2 separate regions of the Homo sapiens genome follow, and region 1 is linked to region 2. The links are chromatin loops, found by intact Hi-C in ENCODE. Cell type or tissue: OCI-LY7. All regions are shown on one strand. Links, peaks and the distances in the headings refer to the core of each region. The heading gives the core; the rest is flanking DNA.

The links. A loop is a pair of places that touch in the nucleus more often than their neighbours do. Peaks named below come from ENCODE experiments on the same cell type or tissue, not always from the same donor. Only the 100,000 strongest peaks of a DNase experiment are listed, where the experiment ranks them.
Region 1: it touches region 2 in a loop (2.7-fold over the local background); 2 of 110 quality-filtered maps call a loop at or near these places.

The regions. Positions count from the first base shown.
Region 1 is chr7:3,076,148-3,091,793 of GRCh38, reverse strand. No RefSeq gene overlaps it. Among named protein-coding and RNA genes, the nearest start is that of CARD11, 40 kb to the right of the region's middle. In OCI-LY7, for the core only: a CTCF peak has its summit at 8,705; DNase peaks (open chromatin) are centred at 8,753 and 9,113.
Region 2 is chr7:2,886,901-2,902,546 of GRCh38, reverse strand. No RefSeq gene overlaps it. Among named protein-coding and RNA genes, the nearest start is that of CARD11-AS1, 49 kb to the left of the region's middle. RefSeq lists silencers at 1,564-1,813, 15,276-15,335 and an enhancer at 5,173-5,674. In OCI-LY7, for the core only: CTCF peaks have their summits at 5,144 and 5,347 (motif pointing right); DNase peaks (open chromatin) are centred at 7,796, 8,306, 8,856, 9,756 and 2 weaker places; H3K4me3 peaks cover 2,338 bases; H3K27ac peaks cover 3,898 bases.

The DNA of each region.
Region 1 (15,646 bases), core at 5,941-10,940, 190 kb before region 2:
AGACTCAGAGAGGGAGGAGACTGTGCAGGAGATCTGTCAAGGGGTTCTCTTAGGACTGGCATCCGGGGAAGGGAAAAGTACAGAATTAGGCAGGAAGGATATTGAGCTTTGAGGCAGCCTCCGTGAAGGCTTCAGACAACCCTGAAGGGAATCTGGAAATGGGGTGGGGAGACCCTCAGAGCTGAGTCTGGGCCTTTTTACCCCTCGTTGATCATGCATCAGCTGCTGGCTGTCCTGGAATGGAGTATGCCTCAGAGCCAGCACGTTCCCCACAGCCACTATCCCTGAAGGATGGGGAGCCGGGACTTTCTGCCAGCAGCCCTCCCACCACCCAGGGACTAGGCCTTCATTTCTGCAGGGCCATGTGGTGGGGGCAGTCCAGCCCCCTGCGAGCAGCCAGGGTGGCCTTTATTTTTATTTTTTTAAGATAGGGTTTCTCTCTTGTCGCCCAGGCTGGAGTGCAGGGGCAGGATTGTAGCTCACTGAAGCCTTGAACTCCCGGGTTCAAGCAATTCTCCCACCTCAGCCTCCTGAGTAGCTGGGACTACAGGTGTGTACCTTCACGCCTGGCTAATTATTTTTTGTAGAGCTGGGGTCTCACTGTTTTGCCCAGACTGTTCTCGAACTCATGGCCTCAAGTGATTCTCCTGACTCAGCTTCCCAAAGTGCTGGGATTACAGGCATGAGCCACCAGGCATGCCCCAGCTGGTCTTTCTAAAACACAAATTTGACCAAGTTACTCCCTTTACATCCTTCAGGGGTTCCCATTACTCTTAGGATAAAGACTAAAGTGTCTTAACTTGACCCTCCAAGCCTGGCCCTTGCCCCCTCCACATCTCTTCTTGCCCTGCGCCCCTCCCTTTCCACTCTGACCTCCTGCTTGCCATGAGCCCCCTGCCACAGGGCCTTTGCAAATGCTCATTCCCCAGCCTGGATGGCTTTTTTTTTTTTTTTTTTTTAAAAACCTAATTGACTCTCTCTCATCTTTTGGGCCACTTCCTCAGAGAAGCTCCCCTCCTTTTGAGCGAGTCCAACCCTCCTACTGTAGACTGTGAGAACACTGTGTAACTCTTCTTTGTAGAAATTTGTGGCTGGGTGTGGTGGCTTACATCTGTAATCCCCGTACTTTAGGAGGCTGAGGTGGGAGGATCCCTTGAGTCCAAGACCAGCCGGGACACAGGGAGACCCCTTCTCTACAGAAAACAATCTTTTAGTGGCACACACCTGTGGTCCCAGCTATTCAAAAGGCTGAAATGGGAGCATCACTTGGTCCAGGAGTTAGAAGCTGCAATAAGCTCTGATCAAGTCACTGTACTGCAGCCTGGGCAACTGAGTGAGACCCTGTCTCAAAAGATAAATACATTTGTGAGGTTTTGTTTTGTTTTTTGTTTTTTTTTTTTTTAAACAAGTTCTTGCTCTGTTTCCCAGGCTGAAGTGCAATGGCACCATCATAGTTCACTGCAGCCTCAACCTCTTGGGCTCAAGGGATCCTCCCACCCCAGACTCCTGAGACTCTGGGACTACAGGTCCACACCACTACGCCTGGATAATTTTTTTTTTTTTTAAGAGACAGGGTTTTGCCATGTTGCCCAGGCTGGTCTCAAACTCCTGAGCTCAAGTGATCCACCCACCTCAGCCTCCCAAAGCACTGGGATCGTAGGCGTGAGCCACAGCACCCGGCCTAAATTGATGATTTTTTACATTTGTTTATGCAATTATTTGGTTATTGTCTAGCTTCCCACTGAATCGTAAGTGCCATAAGAATAGGGCCATGTCTGATTTTTCTTCCCAGTTGTCCTTCAAGAGCCTTGCACAGGCCTGGCCCATAGTAGGTACCCTACGCATGAATGAAGGAACGAATGAATGCACTCATCAGTTAGTAACTCCCACGATGGAGCATTTCACGGGAAATCTGCAGTACATTCACATTCACTGTTTAAAAAAATAAAAAAGGAAAGAACTTGATATGTTCCTGTCCCCTGAAAGCTATAAGAGATTGGCTGTCCAGCAGGTTAACAAACAGCAGTGGGTCTTGAGAGACACGAGGGAGCCATTTGTCCCAGCAAGGATGGAATTTGCAGGTTGTGGGGATTTAGTAAATGTCCCCCTAGTGGACCGAGAAAGAATGCGCTGCCCCAAGCTGAGCCTGACCCGGCCACCTCCCTCCAGAGGGGTCTCCTGGTGGAGACGGGGAGTGGGTACCACTGCCGTCTGCCTGGAATGCAACCCAGAGATCTTTTCCAGCGGTTTGCGTTCCTGCCGGGCATTTCCCGGGCTAATATATTAAAAGCCAGAAGGTGGGAGGGCAGGGGTTACTTGCATGACAAATGACCCTCAGAGTACCATTCGTGTAGACCAATTGGAGCTGGCCATGATCCCGGTCAAGCTGCTAACGAGGTACCCTCTGGTGCCTCCCCACTTTCAGCAGAATCATTCCCTTCCCACCACATCCCATCATTCCTGCTTCCTGCTGGTCCCCAGACCCTTCGCTGACACTGTCGGCACCCCTCACCTGTCCCTGTGCATGGGCGCTGAGCTCCAGCGTGCGGTGTCTTCTGACATTTGCAGCCACCCTGCGAGGTAGGCTCTGTCACTCCAATTGTACAGATGGGTAAATTGAGGTCAAGTGACTTGCCCCAGCTTGAACTCTACTCAGTTAGTGGTCTTCTTGAAAGCCGCCCACTGGGGAGCTGAAATTTAAAACAATGGAACTTGTGGAGATAGAGAAGTAGAAGGATGGTTACCAAAGGCTGGGAAAGGGAGTGGGAGGGGGCGTGAGGGGGAGTGAGGAGGGCTAATGGGCACAAAAAAATAATTAGAAAGAATGAATAAGACCTAGTATTTGCTGGCACAACAGGGTGACTGTAGTCAAAAATAATTCGTACATTTAAAAGTAACCAAAAGAGGCCGGGCACGGTGGCTCATGCCTGTAATCCCTGTACTTTGGGAGGCAGAGGTAGGTGGATCACCTGAGGTCAGGAGTTCAAGACCAGCCTGGCCAACATAGCAAAAACCCATCTCTACTAAATATAGAAAAGTTAGCCGGGCATGGTGACAGGTGCCCATAATCCCAGCTACTCAGGAGGCTGAGGCAGGAGAATCGCTTGAACCTGGGAGGCGGAGGTTGCAGTGAGCCGAGATCATGCCACTGCACTCCAGCCTGAGCAACAGAGGGAGACTCTGTCTCCAAAAAAAGAAAAAAAAAGTAATCAAAACACTAAAATTGGTTGTTTGTAACACAAAGGAGAAGTGTTTGAGGGGATGGAGACCCCATTTACCCTAATGTGATTATTATGAATTGCATGCCTGGATCACAACATCTCATGTACCTCATAAATATATACAACAACTATGTACCCACAAAAATTAAAAATAAGATTAAAACAATGTCTCCCGTGAGTACTGGCTCCCCAACATGGGAACTGCGGCAGGCAGGAGTCTTGTAAAAATGAAAGGGTTTGAGGGTGAAGGTCTATTAAGAAGGCAGGACAGCAGGTATTAGTGCTTGGCATCTGCCCTTAGCAACCACCCTGCTTTCTAAAGCCTCCACCTAGGGCAAAGGCATGCTTGATGCTGGTCTTTCTGTAGAGCCAGGGCCTGAGGAGCCCCAGGGGAGGACACACCAGGTCTTTGGCTGTCTCTGCCAGAAACCTCTGGTGGTTCCATTGCACCAACGGCAATCACTCAGTCTCCTTTTTTTTTTTTTTTTTTTTTTTGAGACAGAGTCTCACTCTGTCGCCCAGGCTGAAGTGCAATGGCTCGATCTCGGCTCACTGCAACCTTTTCCTCCCAGGTTCAAGGGATTCTCCTGCTTCAGCCTCCTGAGTAGCTGGGATTACAGGCACCTGCCACCACGCTCGGCTAATTTTGTATTTTTTTTTTTTTTTTTTTTTTTTTTAGTAGAGATGGGGGTTTCACCATCTTGGTCATGCTGGTCTTGAACTCCTGACCTCATGATCCACCTGCCTCAGCTTCCCAAAGTGCTGGGATTACCCACGTGAGCCACCACATCTGGCCTCACTCTCCTTCTTTTTTGCATTCTTAGTTCCTGCCACACCAAGACAAAGCTTTCACCAGCCCTCTGAAGGAAGCTTACCCCATGTCAGGGTCTGGGGTCAGAATGACCAGCTTGCTCCTATTCCTGGCTCCGGGCATGGCCATGGACATGAGACAAAGACCTCCGGAGCTCTGAGTGTTTTTGTTTTGTTTTGTCTTGTTTTGTCTTTTGTGTCCAAGCCCTGAATGGCAGGTCAAACTAAGAGCCGGCTGACAGGGAGAAGAAACCCCTCTCACCCCCTGTGGCCTTCTGTTCCCAGCCCTTCTCAGAAAGTAGATGTTTATGCAGTAAATTCTTTCCTACCACATCATCAGTGCATGACCATAGCATTTTCCCCCTACCGATAGGATCATCCGTCAATGCCAGCAAGTGAAGATACAGATTTCCTGAGCTTCTGGCAAAACTCGGTGGCTGAAAGCACACACCTGTTCCAAGGAGGGTCTGCCAGGGTAGGACAATGACAGCATCACCCGAGAGAATTCCACAGGGGAAGGTGTGGGGCTGGGCAGCTCTTCCTCAAGGTGAAAAGAGAGAACCCACGTCTCCTGCAGCCAGCAGCCCTGTTCAGTGGCACCCTGATGGCACGGTGGTTGCTTCCACTGGGGTTGGAGTCTAGGCTTTCTCCCCCAGGTAAGAGGAGCCCACCTTGATTTGCCGCTGCAATCTAAGAAGCCTAGACATTTCTCAGGGAGAGAGGCAGGCAAGGCTACCATGAGAAGGTGTGGACATGGGCTTCTAAGACACGAAAATGAAAAATGACACTCTTCAGCTCAGCAAAATTTGAAAGCAAGACCACTCCTGAATCTCTCTGAATGCTTGCTTTGTAGCCTGCGGGCAAAGCTGTCATTTCAGACTAAACTCAGCCAGCGAGGAACTAATGCTGATAGTCTCATCATTTTCTTCCACTTCTCCTGACTTTTTTGTCTTGTTAATACATCGTAAGTAATTCTTCCTCGTGTTAACAGTGGCCTTGTTTCACGCCCCGGCATTCTGCGGGTGTGACATTGAGTTCTGTGGAAGAAGGTTCCACTGTCAAATTTAGATAAATGAATAAGGTGAGATCGTCCACATTTTCCCGGTCCCACACCTCATCTCAAAATATTAAGCCCCTGCTTTTCAAATATACGGTCGGCATCTGTGTGCATTTTGTAAGGACAAAATAGTAAATATTATCTTCCTCTTCTCTGGCCATCAGCTGAGGACATGCGGGAAGACAGTGTTGTAATTCTTCTCTTTATGAAGGTGAAAGGCATTACCTGCGGGAGATTAGCTAAGTCTGACCTTGACTCTCACGTGCTTTTGGCTCCATCTTTCAGCTATTTCAAAGAAGAAGGACTTTGAAGTGTTGAGGTAGGAGCCTGTATCATCTCTTTGCTGGTTTGCAGGTAAGTAGGCAGTACCCCTAGGCCTCCATCCGTGAATCTCTGAGATCCTCTTTACAATTTCTGAAACAAAAATGGGCTAAACCTACATTAGTCAGAACTATGCTCTCCTGACAATGGGCTCTGAAAAAAACAAACAAACAAAAACACCAAAACAGCTGACGCGGAGGGAAAATATCACTTCATTCATTGGGTTTCTGTTTGGGTTTGTTTCTTTCTTGTTTTTTTTTTTTTTTTTCCTTTTTGATCTATAAGATGCCAACAACTGATTTGACTGATTTCCTCTATTATTTCCAGAATGCTTAGCATTCTGAACACACTCGGGTTTTCGTATATTAATTTCTATTTTTGCTTTCATTGGGTTCATTTCAGAGCAATTTATCAGGTTTAAGCTGGAAGTTGTTTTCATCCTAAGAACCCTGGATTTAAAATCAGGGACCTGAATTCCTGAATCAGCCTTGTACATGTTTTTCCCAATGAGTCTTCTATTCTGAGCCCTGATTTTGTCGGCCTGGAGATGAGACAAGGGACAAGGGGCCTTCATACCTGCCTGCCTCCTGACCACTAAGAGTCCTTTGTAGGCTGTAAAGCTCTGGTCACCGCTCCCATCTATCACTTGGTGACCTCAGGATCCCACCAGTGTCACCCCTGACATGTCATTAGAATATTGTCACCTAAAATTCCCAGTTCAGTCTTGGTCCTCTTCTCCAACTCCGGGATTGTGTCTTCCTCTGATGTCAGGAACATGAAGGGGTGTTGGATGGGACAGGGTCACTGATGACACTGAAACAGGAGAACCTCCCTTATCCCCCTCTCAGGGCATTGTGACAGGAGTACGGCTCGATTCTTTGGTGCCCCGCTGCCCAAACCCCTGGGGGAGCATACAGACAGGCAGTTCGTGGGGAGCGTTTTGGGGCTCTGACCCCACAGCAGCATCTAGTGTTGAGGGGTTACAGCTCCCGAAGCCCCAGTGGGCGTGTGTTACAGTACACTCTTTCAGCTTTGCTGTCTGCAGGCAGCTTGTGGTCATCAGCTCAATTAGACCCTCTGCCTTATCGCAAGGACAGAGCGCTACTTTCTGTATCCCAGGTTCTTGCCTTAGAGTACCAGAAAAATCAGACCACACATGGGCTTGGAGAATGGGTGCAAGGTTTTTTGCTGTTGTTGTTGTTTTTGTTTTGAGATGGAGTCTCGCTCTGTTGCCCAGGCTGGAGTACAGTGGCATGATCTCGGCTCACTGCAACCTCCGCCTCCTGGGTTCAAGCAGTTCTCTGCCTCAACCTCCCAAGTAGCTGGGATTACAGGCGCCCACCACCATGCCCGGCTAATTTTTGTATTTTTAGTAGAGACGGGGATTTCACCATCTTGGCCAGGCTGATCTTGAACTCCTGACCTCATGATCCACCCACCTCAGCCTCCCAAAGTGCTGGGATTACAGACGTGAGCCACCACACCCGGCTGGATGCAAGGTTTTATTGAGTGGTGGAGGTGGCTCCTAGCAAGATGGATAGGGAAAAAGAAGGGGAATGGAGTGGGAAGGTGGTCTTTTCCTGGAGTCAGGCCACCCAGCAGCCGGACTCTCCTGCAGCCACCCCCGGCCAAATTCCCCTTGGCGTCAGCGTAGTTCTGCTGTCACTGGCTGCCAGCGTCTGCTGGTGTCTGTTGGTGTGCTATTCTGCTCCTCTTAATGTCCAGCTACTTGTGTCTGCGCTCGCTAGGGTCTGGGGTTTTTATGGGCACAGGATGGGCAGCGTGGTGGGCCAAAAGACAACTTTTCGAGTGTGAAAACAGAAATACCTGTCCTCATTCAGGTCCGTAGGCCCAGGTCCAAGGGTGGAGCTTTTGCCAGGGACACTGCCCTTCTCTACCCAGCACTTCTCTGCCCCCGCTTCCATACTACCACCTCCAGGGACTCTCTAGGGCCCATCATTGTCCCCCGTCTCTGCACTGTCCCACTGCAGGCCCCCTATCCCGGGACACCCACACCCATTCACCTCCATGTTCATCCAGACATGCATGCCTATTCCATCTGCTGTCACCACAGACCTTGGTGGCATCTTGTCCACATCAGAATTTCAATCGACCCCCTCCAGAACCAGCTCAGCATCTCACACACCCCCTATCAGGACTGGCATCTCTTCCTTGCTTCTGACTCCTTCTTTGTGTCCATGAGATGTCTGATTCTTCATTCTCACCAGGGCATCCTGGCCTGTCTGTGCTCAGCTTCCTGGTGATACCCAGACCCCCACTGGTTCCTACATTGCCCCCTCCAGGAGACCAACAGCTCCTGGTTAATGGTGCCATCAACACTCTCCTTGGGCCATCTCCCCATCTCTGTGTCTTCTAGGGTGTCTTCTCACTGTATCCATTTGATGAATTGCAAACTACACACTCTGCTTATATTTGCATAGGAAGTTGGTAATTAGCTGCAGAGCATTTTGTTAAACTTCTACATGAAAGATGGTGGAGGAAAATTAATTGCATCGTATTGTATTGTACTCCTGAGAGAGTGGCGCGCTCCCTGGCCCGGCTCCGATCTGCCCGCTATATTACCATCCTGAAAATTGCTATTCTTGCCTTTGATTACTGGGTCTTTTCAGCCTCAGAATTAGTTTTCAGGGTACAGAGCAGTTTCTACCAACTCGATCTTTTTTCAGGAGGGTCTTGTTTACCAAAGTTAATTTTGCTCATATTGCAACGTGCTTGAAAATAAGTATGAATCTTGTTTATTTTCAGTTGCTGTGTTCCACCAGCAAGTAGCAATTGGGACTAAATTACCAGCATTCAAGGAATGTGCTCACATATTTCAGAGCTGTTGAGAAACATTTGGCTGGACAAAGTCGAGTTCAAACAAGCTATAAACCAAACCAGGGTTTGGTTTAGGACATCCCCCCAGAGTGAGTTCCTTGGTGCCGCACCTCAGCTGGTGGGGTGGGCAGGGAGTGTTGTATTAGTTTTAGCTTCCAGAGCCAATCACAGTTTCACCATCTGCCTCTCCCACATCCCTGGCAGGCAGGCTGAGGACAGCACCCACTTAAATGGTACCTAGCCCATTATAAATGCAAACCTTTTTATTTCCTTGTAAATAAATCTCTGCTTCTTTCCAAGGCTTTCCTAAAGGAATGGGGCTGCCGAGGAGGGATGTTGTACTTTGCTCAACGCGGTTATTCTCAGTTTCTTCCCCAAAAGCAAATGGAGCGCTTCCCCCTTGTTGTCATGGCAATGGCAGGGTTGCAAGACAGAGGGCTCTAGTGCACAGCCTTCTTGAGACTTAGACTCCCAATGGGGTTGTCATAACTTCCGCTGTCTCCTATTGGCTGAAGCAAATCACATGATCAGCTTAGATTCAAGAGGTGGGAAACAGACCCCACCTCGTGGTAGGAGATGCTACCAAGTCAGAAAGCAAAGGGATTTAGAAGGAAGGGGGCACGGGGAGGTCAATGGACAGATGTCTATGGTGGGCTTCCCACTTGCTGGGAAAATGATCCCAGTAACTTCCTGCCCTCATGCGGTTTGCAATCCGCAAACGGCAAAGCGCACAGGGGCACGTGCACTGGCCCTGTGTGAGAAGCACTACTTTGGAGAGGAGTTCAGGAGTCTGAGAAACCAGAGCATGGCCACTTGCTTTTGGCTGAAGACCCAGACAGGGGCTTTGGGAGGAAGTGGCATTTCAGCTGCAGCCTGAAATCTTTTTATTTTTTAGAGACAGAGTCTCGCTTCGTTGCTCAGGCTGGAGTGCAGTGGTGCAATCGTAGCTCACTGCAGCCCTGAACTCCTAGGCTCAAGTGATCCTCTTGCTTAAGCCTCCCAGGTAGCTTTGACTACAGGTCAAATGTGCCACCACACCGGGCTCATTTTTAAAATATTTTCGTAGAGATAGGATCTCACTATGTTGTCCAGGCTGGTCTTGAACTCCTGGGCTTAAGCGATCCTCCCACCTCTGCCTCCCAAAGTGCTGGGATTACAGGTGTGAGCCACAGTGACTGGCCTGAAATCTTGACTCTTGCAGCCGAGATAGAGCTTTTCTTATTGGCCTCAAACCAGGGCTTATCCCACCTCTGTTATTTAACATGTATAGATTTCCTGGGATACACCATAAACCTTAAAAACCCTGTCACTGAGAATGTGGGTCAGTTCTGGGTTTTCCTTTGGACTTAATTTCAGGGAGGCATATCTTCCTCTCTGATTGATGGCTGCTTGGCAGGGCCTCCTAACTCTGTTTCTAAGCATTTCTGTCCTTCGTAAGTACTTCCAATCTCCTCGATCCCAGCCAGGAGTGAATACCCTGCCAGTGATCCCTTAGACACACTGGGATGCTTCTGTAACTGGGTGATCCTATGGTGAATCCTTCTGTAAAGCCAAGAATCATTTTATTTATTTACTTATTTACTTATTTATTTACTATTTTGGGGACAGGGTCTTGCTCTGGCACCCAGGCTAGAGTGCAATCACAGCTCACTGCAGCCTCAAACTTTTGGGCTCCAGCGAGAATTTGTAATGTTTTTAATGTGGATAATTGGCTTCCTGATTAATGTGGATAATTTTTTAGTGTGGATAATTGGCTTCCAAATTACTCAAAAAAAAAATTTTTTTTTTTTTTGAGGTGGAGTCTCACTCTGTCGCCAGGCTGGAGTGCAGTGGCACGATTTTGGCTCACTGCAACCTCCGCCTCCCGGGTTCAAGTGATTCTCCTGCCTCAGCCTCCTGAACAGCTGTGACTACAGGTGTGCACCACCATGCCCAGCTTATTTTTGTATTTCCAGGAGAGACGGGGTTTCACCGTATTGCTCAGGCTGGTCTCAAACTCCTGACCTCAAGTGATCCGCCCACTTCGGCCTCCCAAAGTATTTGGATTACAGGTGTGAGCCACCACACCCAGCCTGATCTTCTCTTCTTATAAGGACACCAGTCCTATTTGGTTAGGACCCAAACTAATGACCTCACTTCACCTTAATTACCTCTGTAAAGACCCTATATCGAAATGTAGTCACATTCTGAGGTCCTGGGGGTTAAGATGTCAACATATGAACTGGGAAGGGGTGAGACACAATTCCACCCATACCAGGGTGTTTTGTTTCAAAATATCACCGTTGGCATAAGTAAGAAATACTCTTAGTCAGTGCCAGGCACCATGTCTGCACTGGGATTCTAAGCAAGGACAAACCAGGTTTGTCCTCCTGGTTGTCAAGGAGCTCATGGGCTGGAGTGCTTCTTCATCTGGAACCCACACCAGGACCAGCCACACACATGTGCACCACACACGCGCATCCCAGCCTAGAACCTTCACTCCCTACCCCTCAAACTCAGAGTCTGCCTTTGCCAAGCAAATTGCCATTAATGTTTTTAATGTGGATAATTGGCTTCCCGATTAATGTGGATAATTTTTTAGTGTGGATAATTGGCTTCCAGATTACTCAAGCTGGTTTTTTTTTTTTTTTTGAGATGGAGTCTCACTCTGTCACCAGGCCGGAGTACAGTGGCATGATCTTGGCTCACTGCAACCTCTGTCTCCCGGGTTCAAGTGATTCTCCTGCCTCAGCCTCCCGAACAGCTGGGACTACAGGTGTGCACCACCACGCCCAGCTAATTTTGTATTTTTAGTAGAGATGGCATTTCACCATGTTGGCCAGGATGGTCTCGATCTCTTGACCTCGTGACCTGCCTGCCTCAGCCTCCCAAAGTGCTGGGATTACAGGCGTGAGCCACCACTCTCGGCCCAGATTACTCAAACATTTTAGCCAGATTACTCAAACATTTTAAGTTCAGATTCTTACATTCAAAAGGAAATGCTCAGTAATCCTCTAGACTGATGGCAAACTTAACCCTGTTTCTCTAGCCCCCTTTCTAAATCCAGGCCTTCTAAACCATTTGCTTTCTGACTGTGTAGCAACTCCCACCAAGGGATGGGGTCTGTTTCCATCCTCTTGAATCTAAGCTGATCATGTGATTTGCTTTGGTCAATAGGAGGCAGCAGAAGTTATGACATCCCCATTGGGAGTCTAAGTCTCAGGAAGTCTGTGCACTAGAACCCTCTGTCTTGCAACCGTGCCGTTGCCATGACAACAAGCCCGGGCTCTCTGCTGGAGCATGGGAGGCCATGTGGATCATAGCCCATCAAGGACCTGCCAACGGCCACCCAAGCTCTGGCATAGGTGAGCTCAGCCCGGTTCAGCAGAGCCACCCCTCCCACCCATAGACCCCTGAGCAATGATAAATGGTTGGGGTATATATTCATTTGCTAGAGCCACCAAAACAACATACCACAGACCGGGCAGCTTAAACGATAGAAATTCATTTTCTCACAATTCTGGAGGCTGGAAGTGCAAGATCAAGGTGTCTGCAGGGCTGCTTTCTCCTGAGCCCTCTCTCCTTGGCTTGTAGAGGCCATCTTCTCCCTGTGTCCTCACATGGCTGTCCCCCTGTGTGTGTCTGTGTCCTGATCTCCTTTTTTTTTTTTTTTTTTTAATTTTTTGAGTCATGTACTATTGCCCAGACTGGAGTGTAGTGGCATGATCATGGCTCACTGCAGCCTCCACCTCTCGAGCTCAAGCTATCCTCCAGCCTCGGCCTCCTGAGTAGCTGGGACTACAGGCACATGGTAGCATGCCTGGCTGATTTATTTTATTTTTATTAGAGAAGTCTCACCACGTTACCTAGGCTGGTCTCGAACTCCTGGCCTCAAGCAATCCTTTCTCCTCAGCCTCCCAAAGTGCTGGAATTACAGGCATAAGCCACTGTGACCGGCCTGATCTTCCCTTCTCTTCTTCTTCTTCTTGTTTTTTTGTTTGTTTGTTTGACAGTCACACTGTCACCCAGGCTGGAGTGCAGTGGTGCAATCTCGGCTCACTGCAACCTCTGCCTCCTGGATTTGAGTGCTTCTCCTGCCTCAGCCTCCCAAGTGGCTGGGATTACAGGCTCGCCAATTTTTTTATTTTTAGTAGAGATGAGTTTTCACCATATTGCCCAGGCTGGTCTCAAACTCCTGACCTCAAGTGATCTGCCCACTTCGGCCTCCCAAAGTGTGGGGATTACAGGTGTGAGCCACCATGCCCGGCCTGATCTTCTCTTTTTATAAGGGCACCAGTCCTATTGGGTTAGAACCCAACCTAATGATCTCACTTCACCTTAATTACCTCAGAAAAGACCCTATATCAAAATGTAGTCATATTCTGAGGTCCTGGGGGTTAAGATGTCAACATACGAACTGGGAAGGGGCGAGACGCAATTCAACCCATACCAGGGTGTTTTGTTTCAAAACATCACTATTGGCATGAGTAAGAAATACTCTTAGTCAGTGCCAGGCACCGCGTCTGCACTGGGATTCTAAGCAAGGACAAACCAGGTTTGTCCTCCTGGTTGTCAAGGAGCTGATGGGCTGTGAGTGCTTCTTCATCTGGAACCCACACAGGGAGCAGCCACACACATGTGCACCACGCACGTGCATCCCAGCCTGGAACCTTCACTCCCTACCCCTCAAACTCAGAATCTGCCTTTTCCAAACAGACTCCAAAGAAACACAGGAAGAAAGAGAGAAAACGTCCCACTCCCCTTGTAGCTGAACTCTCCGTCACACAATCAGCAGTTACATTTCCCTGCCCCAGGCCACAGCTTGTTCTGTTTTAATTAACTTGCCTTTTATTGAATTTCCATATTCGTCACCAAACACCAACGCATCTCTACATGTGTCTATGATGTCAGTGATCACACTGCGTGTCGCTCTGGGTCACGCATGACCTCTGATCATGGGAAGGAACAGTAAGGCCCACATTGGGAGTTATTTGTGCTTTGATCTTGCTTCAGTAGGATTGGGGTGAGGCTGCAGGAAGAAGGCATGAGGAGATAAGGGGGGTCTGGACATGCCGGTGGTCTGGACGTGCTGGCAGCCTCGAATCCACCCTCACTAGCAGCACGGGGAGCACAGACAGCCTTCAGGGCTTGGTTATGCTGCATAAAGAGTGAGACCTGCATGGCACTGGTGGCTGCGTGTAATGTGCACTTTATTCCTTTATTTGTAAGAGCAAGAAACTGAAATGGTGACGGGGAGACACAAAACGCACAAATCAAGTTGAAGCAGAGGGTTGCCTTCTCACCAAGTCCTTGTAGGGATAAGGCCGGACTGACAATAACAGAGTAAGGCCAGCGCTCTCAGCATAGACGTATATACTCTACTCCTCGCTTGGAAAAACTTTGGAGTCCCATCCGAATGGAAGGATGTCAGCTTCAGGAGTTCAGGGAATTTTGTCAGCTTGGTTCACTGCCCTGTCTCCCATGTCTAGAGATCATGCTTGGCACAGAAGACAATGCTCAATGATTTTTTTCCTTAATGAATGTTTTTCCTCTCTTCACGTGATGGTCTGTCCTGTGTTGTGTTCTGCAGACACGGATCTGACATGAGGATTGGGGCACCCCAGGAGAAACTGGGGAGGGAGTGAGGGAGAGCGGGGAGCTGGCAGGGAAGGGGTGGAGCCCGGCAAGGCTGTGAGGTCCGGGAAGGCTCTGTGGACTGTGGCTTCAGCCTGGGCCCATGGAGAGGGAGCACTGGAGGGAGAATTAGGGCTCCAAGTTGCCCTCCCGCCCCCAACCTCTTCACTCATTGGCCAAGTGTCCCTCTGGGGAACATCAGCCCTCAAGTACTCCAGCCACCTGTGCCTTCCAGGCCATCATCTCCAGGAGCCCGAGGGAGAGGTGAGGTGCAGGCCCACTGGGGGCCAAAGCATGCTAAAGTGGGGTCAGGTACACCCGGAAATGCAGAAGGGATCCACAGGACCCCGGGGAGAAGTTTAATTTGGGAATCTGCAAGCCAAATGGGAGTCAGTGAGTTGGTTCATTACCCCCCAGCGTGGTTAATTTTATGTGTCAGCTGGGCCAGGCCATGGTACCCAGATATATGGTAAACAGCAGCCTAGCTGTGGCTGTAAAGAGAATTTTTAGATGAGATGAATATTTAAGTCAGTAGACTTTGAGTCAAGCAGATTACCACCCCACTCCATAATGTGGGTGGAGGCTCATCCTACCACCTGAAGGTTTTAACAGAAAAAAGAGGTCGAACGTGGTGGCTCATGCCTGTAATCCCAGCATATTGGGAGGCCGAGGCAGGCAGATCACTTGAGGCCAGGAGTTTGAGTCCAGCCTGGCCAACATGGTGAAACCCCATCTCTACTAAAAATTAGCCGGGCTTGGTGGCACATGCCTGTGGTCCCAGCTACTGGGGAGGCTGAGGCACAAGAATCGCTAGAACCTGAGAGGTGGAGGTTGCAGTGAGCCGAGATCATGCCACTGAATTCCAGCCTGGGTGACAGAGCGAGATTCTGACTAAAAAAAAAAAAAAGGAGAGAGAGAAACAAAAGACTGACATTCCCCAAGGAAAAGGGAATTCTGCCTGCAGACTCTCTTCAAACTGTCCAGGCTATTGATGCAACATTACCTCTTCCCTGGGCCTCAAGCTTGCTGGTCTTCCCTGCAGACTTTGGACTTACTGGGCTCCACAATTGCATAAGCCATTTCCTAAAATAAATCTCACTCTCTTTCACTCTGTCTCTCTCACATAATACATCACACACGTGCATATACCTACATATACGTATAGATATATATATACACACACACACACATACATATGTATGTCATGTTGGTCCTATGTCTTTGGAGAATTCAGTCTTATCCACCCACTGAAAGATCTTGGCCATGAATGCTCAATGTGCTCAGATTGGAACATGGAGAATATGCACTTGGCAAACCTGGATGGGAACCTAGAGATCATCATCACATCTGGGGCTGCAGAGCCAGCTGCCTGCAGGGGCCAGGCAGGTAGCTCAGATGTATGAAGTGGGCAGGTGTAGGAGATAAGATGAGGACTGTGACAAGCCAAAGAAGCAGTCAAAGCTGTTCCTGTCATCTGTTGCTGTGTGAGAAACCACCCCCAAACTTCGTGGCTTAAACAATAATCATTGTATTATTTCTTATGATTCTGTGTGTTGCCTGGGCTTAGCTGGGTGGTTCTTCTGCTCTCTCTATGAATACATATCAGCTAGGGCTGTATCATTCAGAGGCTCAGCTGGGCTGTAACGTCCAAGATTGCTCACTGACATGGCTGGCAGTTGGCATGGACTGCTCTGTGGGGGCTTCTCCATGTGGTTCCCCATGCAGCGAGGGCTTGCTCACAGCATGGTTTCTGGGTTCAGAGAGGGAGCATCCCATGAGATAAAGG
Region 2 (15,646 bases), core at 4,812-9,811:
CCCAGGAAGGGGGCTGCTTTGGGGAGGGGGTGAATGCAGGAGTGAGATGTCTTTGAGCCCTGGCATCATGCCACCATGCTGTTCTCAAAAGCCATCACAGGCTGGGTGTGGGGGTTCACACCTGGAATCCCAGCAGTTTGGAAGGCCAAGGTAGGCATATCTCTTAAGCTAGCATCCAGGCTGGAGTGCAGTGGTATGAATATGGCCCACTTACAGCCTCAACCTTCTGGGCTCAATCCTCCAGCCTCATCCTCCCTAGTAGCTGGGACTACAGGCATGCATCACCATGCTCAGCTAATTTTTAAACATTCTTTGTAGAGACGAGGTCTCACTACATTGCCCAGGCTGGCCTGGAACTCCTGACCTCAAGAGATGGTCCCATCTCGGACTCCCAAAGTGCTGGGATTCCAGGAGTGAGCCACCGCACGGCCTCTCGCATTCCTTTTGACAGCCATGTGGTGCTCTGCCGGTGCTGGCCTGTCCTTCCGTCACCAGTCCTTGTTGGTAGACAGCCGTCATTTCCAGGGAATCACTGTTGAGCATCATTTTGAACAGTTCTTCTCTGCAAGATAGTCCCCCAAGAGGGGCCATGCACTGATTTCCTTGGAGGGAGCCCCACGGCCCTCCCCGGAGGGTGCACGCACACAGACGGGGCTTCGTGATGGCCACAGCAGGCTGGCGGCGCTGGCCTGGGACGTTTCCATTTCGGCCTGTCCAACCATAGGGGCAGGGGTCAGTGTGGATGGTGGACTCACCTGTCTCGGTTACACCCTAAGCTCTGGGAACCTGGTCCCAGGGCCGCTGTTCTTTACTGCAGAGTAGTGCATGTGGTTTGTGAACCACGGTGGTTCTTCCCCGGGAGAGTCTGGGGAGACGCTTGGTGCTGGGACCCCACCACCTCTACAAGATACAGACTGATCCCCACCCCCCCATCCTGTGAGGGACACTAATCCAGTCCACACAGGCCTAAAACCCACTCACCTTGTTACTCCCAAACCTGCCCCTCTCCTCCCCAGCCCACCCTTAACTCAGTCACTCAGCCAGAAACCCAGGTAACACGGGCACTGTCTCTCCCCTCTCCTCTCCTCTCCATCTGTACAGGCAACTGTACACACACATTCACAGCGGCACTGTTCACAACAGCCAGAAGGTGGAAGCCAGCCAAGTGTCCATCAAGTGGTGAATGGATACGCAAAATATAGTCCATCCACACAATGGAATATTGCTCAGCCATGAAAAGGAATGAGGCTGGGCATGGTGGCTTATGCCTGTAAGCCCAACACTTTGGGAAGCCAAGATGGGAGATGGCTTGAGCCCAGGCATTCGAGACCAGCCTGGGTAACATAACAAGACCCCATCTTTACTAAAAATAAGAAACAGGGCCGGACACGGTGGCTCATGCCTGTAATCCCAGCACTTTGGGAGGCCGAGGTGGGTGGATCACAAGGTCAGGAGATCGAGACCATCCTGGCCAACACGGTGAAACCCCATCTCTACTAAAAATACAAAAAATTAGCTGGGCGTGGTGGCGGGCGCCTGTAGTCCCAGCTACTCTGGAGGCTGAGGCAGGAGAATGGCGTGAACCCAGGAGGCGGAGCTTGCAGTGCGTCGAGATTGCGCCACTGCACTCCAGCCTGGGCGACAGAGTGAGACTCCATCTCAAACAAACAAACAAACAAAAAAAAAAAAAACAGGCTGTGCATGGTGGCTCATGCGTGTAATCCCAGCACTTACTTTGGGAGGCTGAGGCAAGCAGACCACCTGAGGTCAGGAGTTTGAAACCAACCTGGCCAATATGGTGAAACCCTGTCTCCACTAAAAATACAAAAATTAGCTCGGTGTGATGGCATGTGCCTGTAATCCTAGCTACTCAGGAGGCTGAGGCAGGAGAATGGCTTGAACCTAGGAGGCGGAGGTTGCAGTGAGCCGAGATCGTGCCATTGCTCTCCAGCCTGGGTGATAGAACAAGACTCCGTCTCAAAAAAAATAAAAATAATAAAAAACAAAAAAAATCTAGCTGGGTTTGGGGATGCACACCTATAGTTCCAGCTACCTGGGATGCTGAGGCAGGAGGATCGCTTGAGCCCGGGAGCTCGAGGCTGCAGTGAGCTTTAATTGTGTCACTGCACTCCAGCCTGAGCAACCGAGTAAGACCCTGTCTCAAAAAAAAAAAAAAGGGGGGGAACGAAATGCTGATACGCATGGCAACCTAGATGAACCTTGAAAACACTATGCTCAGTGAAACAAGCCAGCCACAAAAAGACAAATATTGTAGGATTTCATTTATATGAAATGTCCAGAATAGGCAAATCCCTAGAGGCAAAAAAAAAAAAAGATTAGCAGTTACCAGGCGTCAGGGAGAGAGGAATGGGAGTGACTGCTTCATAAGTGCAGGGTCTCTTTTTAGGGTGATGAAACTGTTTGGAACTAGACAGTGATGCTGATTGCACGGCATTGTGAATGTACTGAGTTGTACACTTTAAAATCGTTAAAATGGTGAAGTTTAGGTCATATGTACTTTTGCACCATTGTTTTTAAAAAAAAGAAAACGCGTGGGCCGGGCGCGGTGGCTCACGCCCGTAATTCCAGCACTTTGGGAGGCCAAGGTGGGCGGATCATGAGGTCAGGAGATCGCGACCATCCTAGCTAAATCTCCTGGCTAACACGTTGAAACCCCATCTCTACTAAAACATACAAAAAATTGGCCGGGCGTGGTGGCGGGCGCCTGTAGTCCCAGCTACTTGGGAGGCTGAGGCAGGAGAATGACGTGAACCCGGGAGGCGGAGCTTGCAGTGAGCCGAGACTGCGCCACTGTACTCCAGCCTGGGCGACAAAGCGAGACTCCATCTCAAAAAAAAAAGAAAAAAGAAAAAAGCATGAACAAAAGCGAATCTTTCCTTTCCCTCTGGCTGCAGGAGGAGGAAGGCCGTCAGGAGGGGCAGCCTGCAGGGCCCCCCCCAACTTTCCTTCACTTGTTCTAACATTCACTCACCGACCAATTTCAGGGCATCCTCAGGGTGAACATGCCCCACGGGAAGGGGTTCTGGTGAAAGGGTAGGAGAGGAACGATCAATTCCGCCAGGGGCTCAAAGCGGGAGGGTCAGAGGTGAGGCCTGAAGGATGAGTTAGATCTCACTGAGTGTGTCCTCGTAGACTGTGGGTAGAGGAAAAGCGAAGCTGAGGTTCGAAGCCTGGAAAGAGTGGTCAGGGACCAGTCATGGATTCAGCTAGTCATGGCCTTGGCAGAGCTGATCCATTGGGGAAAATACTGGATTCTTCCTTACCAGTTGAAGAGCAGTTACCGCTCCAAGCCCCACCGTCTGCCTCCCTGGCTCTGTGACCCTAATGGGTTTGTTGCCCATTGGACATAGCAGGCCAATACACCAAGGCATCAGCTTGCAGCAGAGAAAGGGGTTTAATCGCAGGGTCGCCAAACCTCAACTCCACCTCCCCGAGGAATTTGGGATTTGGGTTTTAATTACAAGTCAATAAAAATCCAATTCCTCTGTCACATGAGCCACATTTCAAATGTTGAAGAGCCTCATGGGGCTAGTGGCTACGGTATGGGGCAGAGCAGATTAGAGAACATTTCCATCATTGCAGATACTTCTATGCGCCTGCCCTGCCTTGGACAGTCGCTGAGTTCCTGCCATGTCCCTGGAACCACAGGGATGGGTCCAAGAGCCCAGAGATTTATCAGCCCCAGTCCCTATTCTCAAGGTGCTGACAGCTTGTTGGGATAGGCATGCAATTAAACAAGTTATTACATTGCCACTGGAGTTGCCCAGGTGCCAGCAAGAATGTAAATGAGTGAAGTGGACCAGAGTAATGCAATAGGGACAGGCGGGGACTGTGGCAAATTGGAGAGGACATAATCCACTTAAAAGGGACACCTGGAACTCAGCCTCAATTGCTTGGTGTCATGCAGGAAGCAGGCTCTTTCTGGCCAGAACAGATTGTTCAAGAAAACTGTTGGTTTTGTCAGGTAGGTTGCCTCATTATCACAAAATAGCTGCCACCAATCCAGATATCACATCTTCACATGCTGGTGCCCAAAGCAAAAATGGAGGGCCTCCTCCTCAGTTAGGATTTCTCCTTATTTTTTTTTTTTTTTTAGAGACAGGGTCTTACTCTGTCACCCAGGCTGGAGTGCAATGGCATAATCATGGCTCACTGCAGCCTCCAACTCCTGGGCTCAAGCAGTCCTCGCACCTCAGTCTCCAGAGTAGCTGGGACTACAGGCACATGCCACCACACCTGACAAATGTTTAAAAAATATTTTATGCAGACAGATTCTCACTATGCTGCCAGGCTGGTCTCAAACTCCTGGCCTCAAATGATCCTCCTGCCTCGGCCTCCCAAAGTGCTGGGATTACCAGTATGAGCCACCATGCCTGGCCAAGAAGCAAAAGTCTTCGAGTTCCTTTACTTGGTTGCTGGGCTGTGTTTCTTGGCTTCAGACACTTCTGAGAGACTGCCCTTGGGTCACACCTTTGGAGGGGCGGACAAGATTCATGGCCAGAAAGTGGACAGCCTCCAGGCCCCATGAAGACAGTGAAACTATCAGAAACCGAGGCCACACCCAGCCCAGACCAGCAAGAGCCGATTGTGGATACCTCTTCCCAAGTCCCTATTCAGTGACTTTACAGGGGCAGCTTGATATTGGCATGATGGAGGTGTTTATACCAGGGAGGTGGCAAAAGCCATGAATCAGGATTTTTCCCCAGAGAGCAGGGAACTTTTTTTTTTTTTTTTTTTTTTATGGAGACAGAGTCTCACTCTGTCACCCAGGCTGGAGTACAATGGTGCGATCTCGGCTCACTGCAACCTCCACCTCCCGGGTTCACACCATTCTCCTACCTCAGCCTCCTGAGTAGCTGAGACTACAGGTGCACGCCGCCACGCCCAGCTAATTTTTTTGTATTTTAGTAGAGACGGGGTTTCACCATGTTGCCCATGCTGGCCTTGAACTCCTGAGCTCAGGCAATCCGCCTGCCTCGGCCTCCCAAAGTGCTAGGGTTACAGGCATGAGCCACTGCGCCGGGCCAGCAGGGAACCTTTCCTAGCACGTCTGTCTACAACTTTCTCCCAGACAGGGGACACCTGGTTCTTCTCATCTCTGCCTTTCGCACAACGGGATCCTCTCTCTCCTCTCTGAGTCTGCTTCCAGTGACCATTTTTATACTCAGCCCGCATATCCATATGGCTTCCAGCCCAGTGCTGCAGGAGGAATCTGACTGGACCAGCAGGCTTCCGGCTCGACTCACTGCGGGACCAGGCAGGGTCACATGGCGGGAAGGTGGCTGCCCAGGCCTGTGCGTTCAGCGGGGTTGTGGGGACTGGCCATCCTCAGGGAAGAGGTCACCAGTAGGGGGCACACCAGGGACACCCACTCCCGAGATCCCACGTGGCCCACCCTACTCTGTGACCCAGGCTTTTCTCAAGACACATTTCATTCCCCCAGGCCTTCACCGACCAGTACGCTGAGGAGGAAAACACAATAAACTTCAAGAAAAACACCAGAGGGCTCATAGGGACATTCTGGCAGGTTGGAGACGCAATTCAGAGAGAGAGGAGGGGCCGAGAGGGCAAGTGGACGGCTCCCTGGGCAACCCTTCCTCAGGTCATACCTACCTTTTCTCCCGATCCACGGATTTCATTGAATTTTTGTGTGTTAAAAATAACTGGCAGGGTGCAGTGGCTCACGCCTGTAATCCAGCACTTTGGGAGGCCGAGGCAGGTGGATCACCTGAGGTCAGGAGTTTGAGACCAACCTGGCCAACATGGTGAAACCTGAAACCCCGTCTCTACTAAAAATACAAACATTAGCCGGGCGTGGTGGCGAGCGCCTGTAATCCCAGCTACTAGGGAGGCTGAGGCAGGAGAATCACTTGAACCCGGGAGGCAGAGGTTGCAGGGAGCCGAGATCGCGCCATTGCACTCCAGCCTGGGTAACAAGAGCGAAACTCCCTCTCAAAAACAAAAAATAATAGTAATAATCAGAAACTGAAAGCAGACGTCTCTTTTGCCCATGGCCAGCTCACGGTGGGGGGCCTCTGGGGAGCTGGGTCTAGCAGTGCTTCACCTAAGAGGTCAAAGGGCTCCCCCTCCCCACGGGCCTGAGTCCCTTTGCCATCGGCAGCTCCCCTCCTGCCCCGGCACCTGGCCTGGCCTCTTGTTATCAGATCTCTGTTGATGAACTAGAGCAGCAACCCCAGGGCTGGGATAGCCACAGCCCTACCCAGGCAGCTGCCTGTGTTCCCATTGATCTCCCATCACATCCCATTACCGTCACTGCCGCACACATGCCTCTGAGTGCCCGCTTTGGGCGAGCGGAGTGGGGCTTGCAGCTCCTTTTGCTTGAGGCCTCTGGGTCTTCTAACCTTGAAGGTGACCTCCAAACTAGGCAAAGAGAACGGTCCCCTCCAGCAGACAAGGGTACCTACCATGCACCTGCCCATTTACACCTGGTGTTTACAAACCCAGCACAGACCTGCTCCCCTGGTGACCATCATTCCTACTTTACAGATGGGGAAACTGAGGCTCAGGGGGGTCTCACATCTGGGAACAGAGCTGAGATCTGAAGACAGAAACCTCCAGCTGGGCACAGTGGCTCACACCTCTCATCCCAGCACTTTGGGAGGCCGAGGTGGGAGGATCACTTGAAGCCAGGTGTTCAAGATCAGCCGGGGAAACATAGTGAGACCTTGTCTTTGCAAAAAAAAGTTTAATTGGCCAGCGTGGTGACACACACTGTAGTCCTTGCTACTCAGGAGGCTGAGGTGGGAGGATCACTTGAGCACGGGAGTTGAAGGCTACAGTAATCCGTGATGGTACAATCCAGCCTGAGCCACAGAGTGAGACCCTGTCTCTAAAAGTAACTATAATAATGAACAGGGGAACTTTCGAGGGCTTCTCACGGCCGCCTCAGGGCTTACTTGGTACAAGCTTCACTGAGGTGTGCATCAGGTCCAAGGACAGAGGTCAAGGTCAGACAAAATTCAGGAAGACTGGAGTTCCCAGGTGCTCAGGAGGCAGTGCTGAAAAATGAGAGGGGTGGGGGCCGGACGCAGTGGCTCACGCCTGTAATCCCAGCACTCTGGGAGGTGGAGGCGGGAAGATACCTGAGGTTGGGAGTTTGAGACCAGCCTGGCCAACATAGTGAAACCCCATCTCTACTAAAAATACAAAAAATTAGCTGGGCGTGGTGGTGTGTGCCTGTAGTCCCAGCTACTCAGGAAGCTAAGGCAGGAGACTTGCTTGAACCCGGGAGGCAGAGGTTGCGGTGAGTCCAGATCTCGCCACTGTACTCCAGCCTGGGTGATGAAGTGAGACTCTCTCTCAAAAAAAAAAAAAAAAAAAAGTTTTTAATTAAAAAAAAAACTAAAATTAAAATTTAAAAAAAAAAAAAGAATGAGAAGGGTGGGCCACCAATACTGGTACATATGTGGGGGCTCAGCTCAGAGCCCTGGCCCCTCCTCCCTGCAGACCCAGATATGGAGAGGTTGGTCCTGACTGAGGGTCCCCAGCATGGCCCACTTCCTGCACTGCCCCTGGGGTCAACAAGGCCCCTGGTGCCAACAAGGTCCTCTGCACAGGAGCACCCCAACCTGGGTCCCTGAACTCCTCGGTATCGTCCTTCCCTGGCAGCCCCAAGGCAAGACAGCCGGGGCCCTTGGCAGGAAGCTGGGGCTCACGCTGTGGGCAGGAGCTGCAGCTGCGCCGGGAAGCAGGTGGGTGAGGCGGGGGCGTGGAGGAGAGAGAGGAGAAAGGATTGGGGGCTTTCTGGTTTGTTTGGCTACTAAAATTAGCTGTTTGTGAACAGGGGGCCAAAGGCTCACACCCTCTCCTCTCAGCACAGTCTGCTTTGAAACCCCAGGTGCTTGGCTAAAAATTGTATTGAAAGTTTCCACGCGGCTTGGGGTGACTGGAAATGAGTCTCTGATACAGGATTGTCTTTCTTCCTTATTACATGTCACATTCAGTTCTGATGTTGTTTTGACCGACGCTGTGTGCCCCTCCTAGCTTGTATGATGGGTGGGATACGAACGCAGGTATGAGGCTGTGAAATTGCATTTGCTTCTGTGTGTGTGCGAGACAGGGAGACAGAGAGACAGAAGAGGAAGAGGAGGAGGGACGGAGGAAGGGATGAAGAAGGAGACACAGAGAGGAAGGACCAAGGAAGGGAGAGAGAAGGAGAAGGAGGCAGGGAAGGAGGGAGGGAGAGACAGAAACAGGAAGAGGGGAAACAGAACAGAGAGAAAAAGAGAAACAGAAAGAAACACACACACACAGGCTTTTAGACCACTAGCTGCTTGGCTGTTACCAGCCAAGGCCCAGGTGGACATTAGGTGTCTTGTTTTTTTCTTTTTCCTTTTTCTTTTTCTTTTTGAGAGAAGTTCTTGCTCTGTTACGCAGGCTGGAGTGCAGTGGTATGATCACAGCTCACTGCAGCCTCGACCTCCTGAGCTCAATCTCCTGCCTCAGCCTCCAGAGTAGCTGGGACCACACACACGCACCACCACACCTAGCTAATTTTCTTTCTTTTTTTTTTTTTTAAGAAATAGGGTCTCATTATGTTGCCCAAGCTGGTCTCAAACTCCTGGGCTCAAGCAATCCTCCACCTCAGCCTACCAAAGTGCTGAGATGACAGGTATGAGCCACCACGCCTGGCCTGGGGTCTTGGTGATGGAGTAGCCGGGCCCCCAGATGTGCCATCCCATGTGATTTCACAGTGAGGAGTCCTAGGGTGTCTGTTGGCTGGGAGATGCCCATATTGTGGGATGACGTGGAGCCCCAGGGTTGGAAATGGCCACATCTGAGCTCTCTGACAGCTTTCTGTAAGCCCAGGGAGGTAACGTCACACTAGAAAGGCTGGGTGACGAGCCACAGGAAGTCACTGTGAGGACCCAGTGAGCCCGTGCAAGGGGACCCCCCCACATGCAAGGGGACCCCCACATAGGCACCTCCAGCCCAGCTGTTAAATGGCCAGCCTAGTAGAGCCAGGTCCTCTTGGCATCTCTGCTTGGATTTCCCCAAATTCAGTGTCCAAATCCAAACAAACCGCCGGGTACGGTGACTCACATCTGTAATCCCAGCACTTTGGGAGGCCAAGACAGGCGGACCACCTGAGGTCAGGAGTTTGAGACTAGCTTGGCCAACGTGGTGAAACCCCATCTCTACTAAAAATACAAAAAAAAAAAAAATCAGCCGGGCATGGTGGCAGGCGCCTGTAATCCCAGCTACTCTGGGAGGCTGAGGCAGAAGAATCACTTGAACCCAGAAGGCAGAGATTGCAGTGAGCCGAGATCGTGCCACTGCACTCCAGCCCGGGCTACAGAGGGAGACTCCATTTCAAAAAAATAAATAATTTTTAAAAATAAACCCAACACTTTCTCCCTGGAAAGAGGAAACCTGTTCCTCTTCCCCCTCCACCAATGGCATCCCCACCCACCAGTCACTCAGGCTTAAAGCCCAAGCCTCATCCCCGGTTCCCAGCTGAACCCCAACAGACACCTCAAATCCCCTGCTTCTCTCCAGCCCCACCCTCTGCTCCATCTGAACCATGAACTCCCCTGAGCCTCTGAAAGCCCAGAGACTCCCTTCTCAAAATAACATTTTCAAATGCATGAAATAAAACACACAGGATCGCAAAGGAAGCCAACTTTCTTATCAAAATATTTAAAGAGCAAATGGGTAATCCGGTAATTTGCATGCTTTTTTGTGTGTGTGGTGAGTGAATGTATTAAATCACAGGATTGAATAACAAGCTCTGGCAGTGGGGCCAACAGCTGTCGTTATTCTGGAGTTGTGACAAGCATGCTTGGTGTTTCACGCTACCTGCGGCAGCTGCAGTGGGATGGGAAGACCCCCGTGTTTCTACTGATGAACGTGTCCCAGGCGCTGCATCATGCCTCTGCAGTTTTGTTTTTTTTTTTCTTCCATTCATTCATAAGGCAAGGAAATGCTCACTTTCCATTAGGGGGTAGGGAAAATAAAGATGTCATTTTTTTTTTCCATTCAACATTCACAGACTCCCTGAATTCTCTATCCATGGATTCGAATGAAGAGCGCCCTGATGGAGGGATCTTTCTGGAACACAAATTGGAGTGTCACTGTGATGATTGAGACCTTCCCATTGGAAGCTACCAGAATTGCTAATTTTTTTTTTTTATTTTTTTTTTTGAGATGGAGTCTTGCTCTGTCACCCAGGTTGGAGCGCATTGGCGTCATCTCGGCTCACTACACCTCCACCTCCCAAGTTCAAGCGATTCCCGTGCCTCAGCCTCCCGAGTAGCTGGGATTACAGGCTTGCACCACCACGCCCGGCTAATTTTTGTATATTTTTTTTTTAGTAGAGACAGGGTTTCATTCACCATGTTGGCCAGGCAGGTCTCGAACTCCTGACCTCAAGTGATCTATGCACCTCAGCCTCCCACAGTGCTGGGATTACAGGCGTGAGCCACCACGCCCAGCCTGGAATTACTATTATTTATTTTTTTATATTTTATTTTTTAGTAGAGAGGAGGTCTCGCTATGTTGCCCAGGCTGGTCTTGAACTCCTAAGCCAGGGCAACCCTCCCACCTGAGCGTCCCAAAGTGCTGGGATAACAGGTGAGAGCCATAGCACCTGATCCCCTGCTGCTGGAATTAAATGAGAACAATCTGCCGTGCTTACATGGCCTGGCCCCTTCCAGAACCTTCTTCCTCCTACTGGCTATATTCAGCCACACTGGCCCCCTGTTGGTCCCCAAAACTCTTTCTGTGCAAGGCCTTAGTGGCGGTGTTCCCTCTGCTGCCCCCTCCCGCTTCCCTCCCCCCCTCCCCTGGTATGGGGCTCAGGCCCGCCTCGGCCTCCGCATTTTCTCCCTTCTCAGCTGCTGCATGGTTTTCTTGGACTGACCGGACTACCTCCCCGTGAAAGATGTGCCCAAGTCTGCAGTGGCCGTGACTGTAGCCTTATCCGGAAATAGGGTCTTTACCAATGTAATCAGGTTAAGATGTCATACGGGATTAGGGTGTGTCCCCAAATCCAGTGATGGTGTCCACGTAAAGAGGAGGGAGGCGGGGCACGGTGGCTCACCCCTGTAATCCCAACACTTTGGGAGGCCGAAGCAGGAGGATAACTTGAGGCCAGGAGTTCAAGACCAGCCTGGGCAACATAGCAGGACCCCATCTCTACAAAAAAATACAAAAATTAGCTGGGCATGGTGGTGCACACCTGTGGTCCCAGCTACTCGGGAGGCTGAGGGAGGAGGATCACTTAAGCCCAGGAGCTGGAGGCTTCAGTGAGCTGTTATCACACCACTGCACTCCAACCTGGGCAATAGAGCAAGACCCTGTCTCAAAAAGAAAAAAAAAAAAGAGGAGGGAGATTTGGATACAGAGACACAGAGAAGGCCAGAAGGCTGAAGAGGGAGGTAGAGGCTAGAATGACGCAGCCATGGGCCAAGCAACTCCAGGAGCCGCCAGAGACTGGAAGAGGCAGGAAGGACCCTCCACAGAGCCTTTTTAGGGAAGGAGGTCCTGCAGACACCTTGACCTCGGACTCCTGGCTCCGAAACTGTGAGGGAGTACACTTCTGTTGTTTTAAGCCACCTGGTTTTCAGTGATTCCTTATAGCAGCCACAGGGAACTCCTACCAGAATTTAAATGTCAAAGAGCAGGGACCCTGTCTTCCTAGGCACTGCTATGCACATGCCTGGTACCCAGTTGGTGCCTAATAAGTGTTGTTGAAAGAATGGATGTGTTCTCAAAACTGCAAACCTATGTCCAGGCGTGAAGCGTTGTTCTTCTCCTCCTGGGTCTCAGTGCTGACCACCGCCGGCCGCTCCGTCCACCTCATCACTGGTGTCTGCCGGCAAGGTTGGCTTAGCTGCTCCCCTCTCCGTCAGAACCCGCTCCTGAATCTCCTGCATCCACAGAGCCTGGAGCGTGTAGGAAGTGCTTGATCAAGGAATGTTGCAGAGACAGGGTCCTGGATAGGCAGACAGTAAGGCCAGAAAGCCCAGCCCTGCCTCCACCATAGACAACAGGACCAAGGTCTGGTGTGGGGAAAAGCCCTGAGCAGCCGGGGCCCACCATGGACATGCTCTGGACAAAAGGCTGAGGGCTCCATGGCAGCGTCCCCTCCAGCCATCTCACAGGCAGCCCTGACCTTGAGAATGGCCAGATACAGGCTGCTCCAGAGCTCAAAGCAGTGAGGAACACAGACCCTGAAACAAAACTAGAGCCTGGGAGGTCTGGCCCAGAAGTCACCTCCAAAACGAGCCCATCTGGAGAAAGTATTTGCAAGCTATGCATCCGACAAAGGACTAACATCCAGGATCTATAAGGAACTTAAATCAACAAGAAAAAACAACAAGGCCAGGTGCGGTGGCTCACGCCTGTAATCCCAGCACTTGGGAGGCCGAGGTGGGCAGATTGCTTCAGACCAGGAGGAGTTCAAGACCAGCCCAGCCAACACAGCAAAACCCTATCTCTACTAAAAATTAGCCAGGCGTGGTGGCGGGCGCCTGTAATCCCAGCTACCTGGGAAGCTGAGGCAGGAGAATCATTTGAACCCAGAAGGTGGAGGTTGCAGTGAGCCAAGAGTGCACCACTGCACTCCAGCCTGGGCGACAGAGCAAGACTCTCTTGAAAAAAAAAAAAAAAACTCCATTAAAAAGTGAGCAAAGGAAATGAACAGACACTTCTCCAAAGAAAACGTACAAGCAGCGAAAAAACATGAGAAAACGCTCAACGTCACGAATCGTCAGAAAAATGCAAATCAAAACTGCCATGAGAGAGCATCTCACACTAGTCAGAATGGCCATTACTAAAAAGTCAAAATACAGATGCGGGCAAGGCTGCAGAGAAGAAGGAACGCTTACACACTGCCAGGGGAATGTAAATTAATTCAGCCCCTGTGGAAAACAGTTTGGGGATTTCTCAAGGAACCAAAAATAGATTGGCCAGGTGCGGTGGTTCACGCCTGTAATCCCAGCACTTTGGGAGGCCGAGGCCGGTGGTTCACCTGAGGTCAGGAGTTCGAGATCAGCCTGGTCAACATGGCAAAACCCCGTCTCTACTAAAAATACACACACACAAAATAATAATAATAATAATAGATCTACAATTCAATATAGCAGTCCCACTACTGGGTGTCTACCCAAGGGAAAATAAATCGTTCAATCGAAAAAAACACCTGCAGTGGTATGTTTATTGCAGCACTATTCACAATAGCTAAGACATGGAGTCAAACTAAGCATCCATCAATAGTGGACTGGATAAAGAAAATGTGGTGCATATACACCATGGAATACTATGCAGCCATCAAAACAAATGATATCGTGTCCTTTGCAGCAACATGGATGCAGCTGGAGGTCATTATCCTAAGTGAATTAATGCAAAAACAAAAAAGCAAATACTTCATGTTCTCACTTATACGTGGGAGCTAAACAGTGGGTACACACAGACGTAAAGATGGAAACAATACTGTAATCCCAGCACTTTGGGAGGCTGAGGCGGGAGGATCACAAGGTCAGGAGATTCAAACCATCCTGGCTAACATGGTGAAACCCTGTCTCTACTAAAAATACAAAAAATTAGCCGGGCATGGTGGAGGGCGCCTGTAGTCCCAGCTACTCGGGAGGCTGAGGCAGGAGAATGGCATGAACCCAGAAGGCGGAGGTTGCAGTGAGCCGAGATGGCGCCACTGCACTCCAGCCTGGACGACAGAGCGAGACTCCATCTCAAAAAAAATAAAAAAAAAAAAAAAGATGGAAACAATAGACACTGTGATTCCAAAGGTGGGAGGAAGCGAGTGGGGGAAGGGTTGAAAAACTACCTACAATTGGGTTCACTATTTGGGTGATGGGTTCAGTAGGAGCCCAAACCTCAGCATTACACAATATACCCAAGTCACAAACCTGGACGTGTGTGCCCTGAACCTAAAATTTTTTTTTCAGACGAGTCTTTCTGTCGCCCAGGCTGGAGTGCAATGGTGCAATCTCGGCTCACTGCAGCCTCCACCTTGCAGGTTTAAGCGATTCTTCTGTCTCAGCCTCCCAAGTAGCTGGGATTATAGGTGTGCATCATCACGCCCAGCTAATTTTTTGATTTTTAGTCGAGACGGGGTTTCTCTATTTAGGCCAGGCTGGTCTGGAACTCCTGACCCCAGGTGATCCACCTGCCTCAGCCTCCCAAAGTGCAATGATTACAGGCATGAGCCACTGCACCTGGCCTAAAATAATTGTTAAAAGTTAAAATTAAAAAGCCCATCTTTCCCTGTCCTTGGAGACCCCGACAGCATAAAATTACCAACTACACAGACACGCACATTTGCCATTGGCGGTGAATGAGAATGAGGGAAGCTACACTGCAAACAGGAGCCATCTGAAGGCAGCTGCTGCTGGTCCGGGCTCCCCATGCACAAGGGTTGGGGGTACAGGGTGGGGTCCCTTTGCTGCAGTTGTCCCTCCTGGGGCTGAGCAGCAGAACCCAAGCAGGGGAGGTGGCAGCAGCCCAGCCATGGCTGGGATCCCAGTGGGGCTCCTGGCCCAGCAGAAAGAGACCTTGGCAGGCCCAATTCCCTGCTGCAATTTGGGTCACCGTTGAAGAACAGAACAGCCAGCTAAGACCCAGGGGCATCGCCGTCAGAAATGTGATTTCTCACCCCCCACCCCTAGGCAGCTCCTAATGCTGCACAGAGAAGTTGGAAGAGGGGGTTGGAGGCCGGGCGCAGTGGCTCACACCTGTAATCCCTCGGCCTTGGGAGGCTGAGGTGGGCAAATCACTTGCGGTCAGGAGTTTGAGACCAGCCTAGCCAACATGGTGAAACCCTGTCTCTACTAAAAATACAAAGATCAGCTGGGCCCAGGGCGTGTGCCTATAATTATCTGGGCGTGGTGGTGCGTGCGTGCAGTCCCAGCTACTCGGGAGGCTGAGACACGAGAATCACTTGAACCCAGGAGATGGAGGTTGCAGTGAGCCAAGATGGTGCCACTGCACTCCAGCCTGGGTGACAGAGTGAGACTCTGTCTCAAAAAAAAAAAAAAAAGAAGAATGAGTTGGGACGGAGGTGAACACGACACCCACAAACCTACAGCAGGGACCAGCTCGGGGTCCGAATGTCGGGAAAAATCTCAGTGCGGCTTATTGATCTGGGTGGCAAAGCATCAAATATCTCGGTTAATCTGGCACCGCTCCGTTCATATTCTATTGTTGTTATCAGCCTCCAGGATTTACGGGTGTTGTCGACTTGAATTACCATCAACGGCTATATTTTTCGAGGGATTTTCTTTTCTTTTTCCTTCTTCCTTTTTTTTCCTCTGTGTGAGTGTGTGTCCGTCGGTTTCAGCCAATGAATTTCTGCTGGGAAGACTTCTAGCACCCCCTAGCTGTGGGAAGGACTCCACTGCGCTCTGTGTGTGCACGTGTGTGTTTGGCTCCGTGTGTGTGTGTGTGTGTGTGTGTGTGTGTGTATGTGGAGAGGTGTACACACATGTGTGCACACACATGTCTGTGCACGGTGGGGTGGGGGGGTGTCAGGTCCATGGTGGGGCACACGTGGGTACCGGACCCTCACTGTGGTCCCACGCACATGCACAGAGACCCCACCCCGACTGTCCTCTCCACCCTGGCCCCCCTGGTGGCCTTGTTCCCT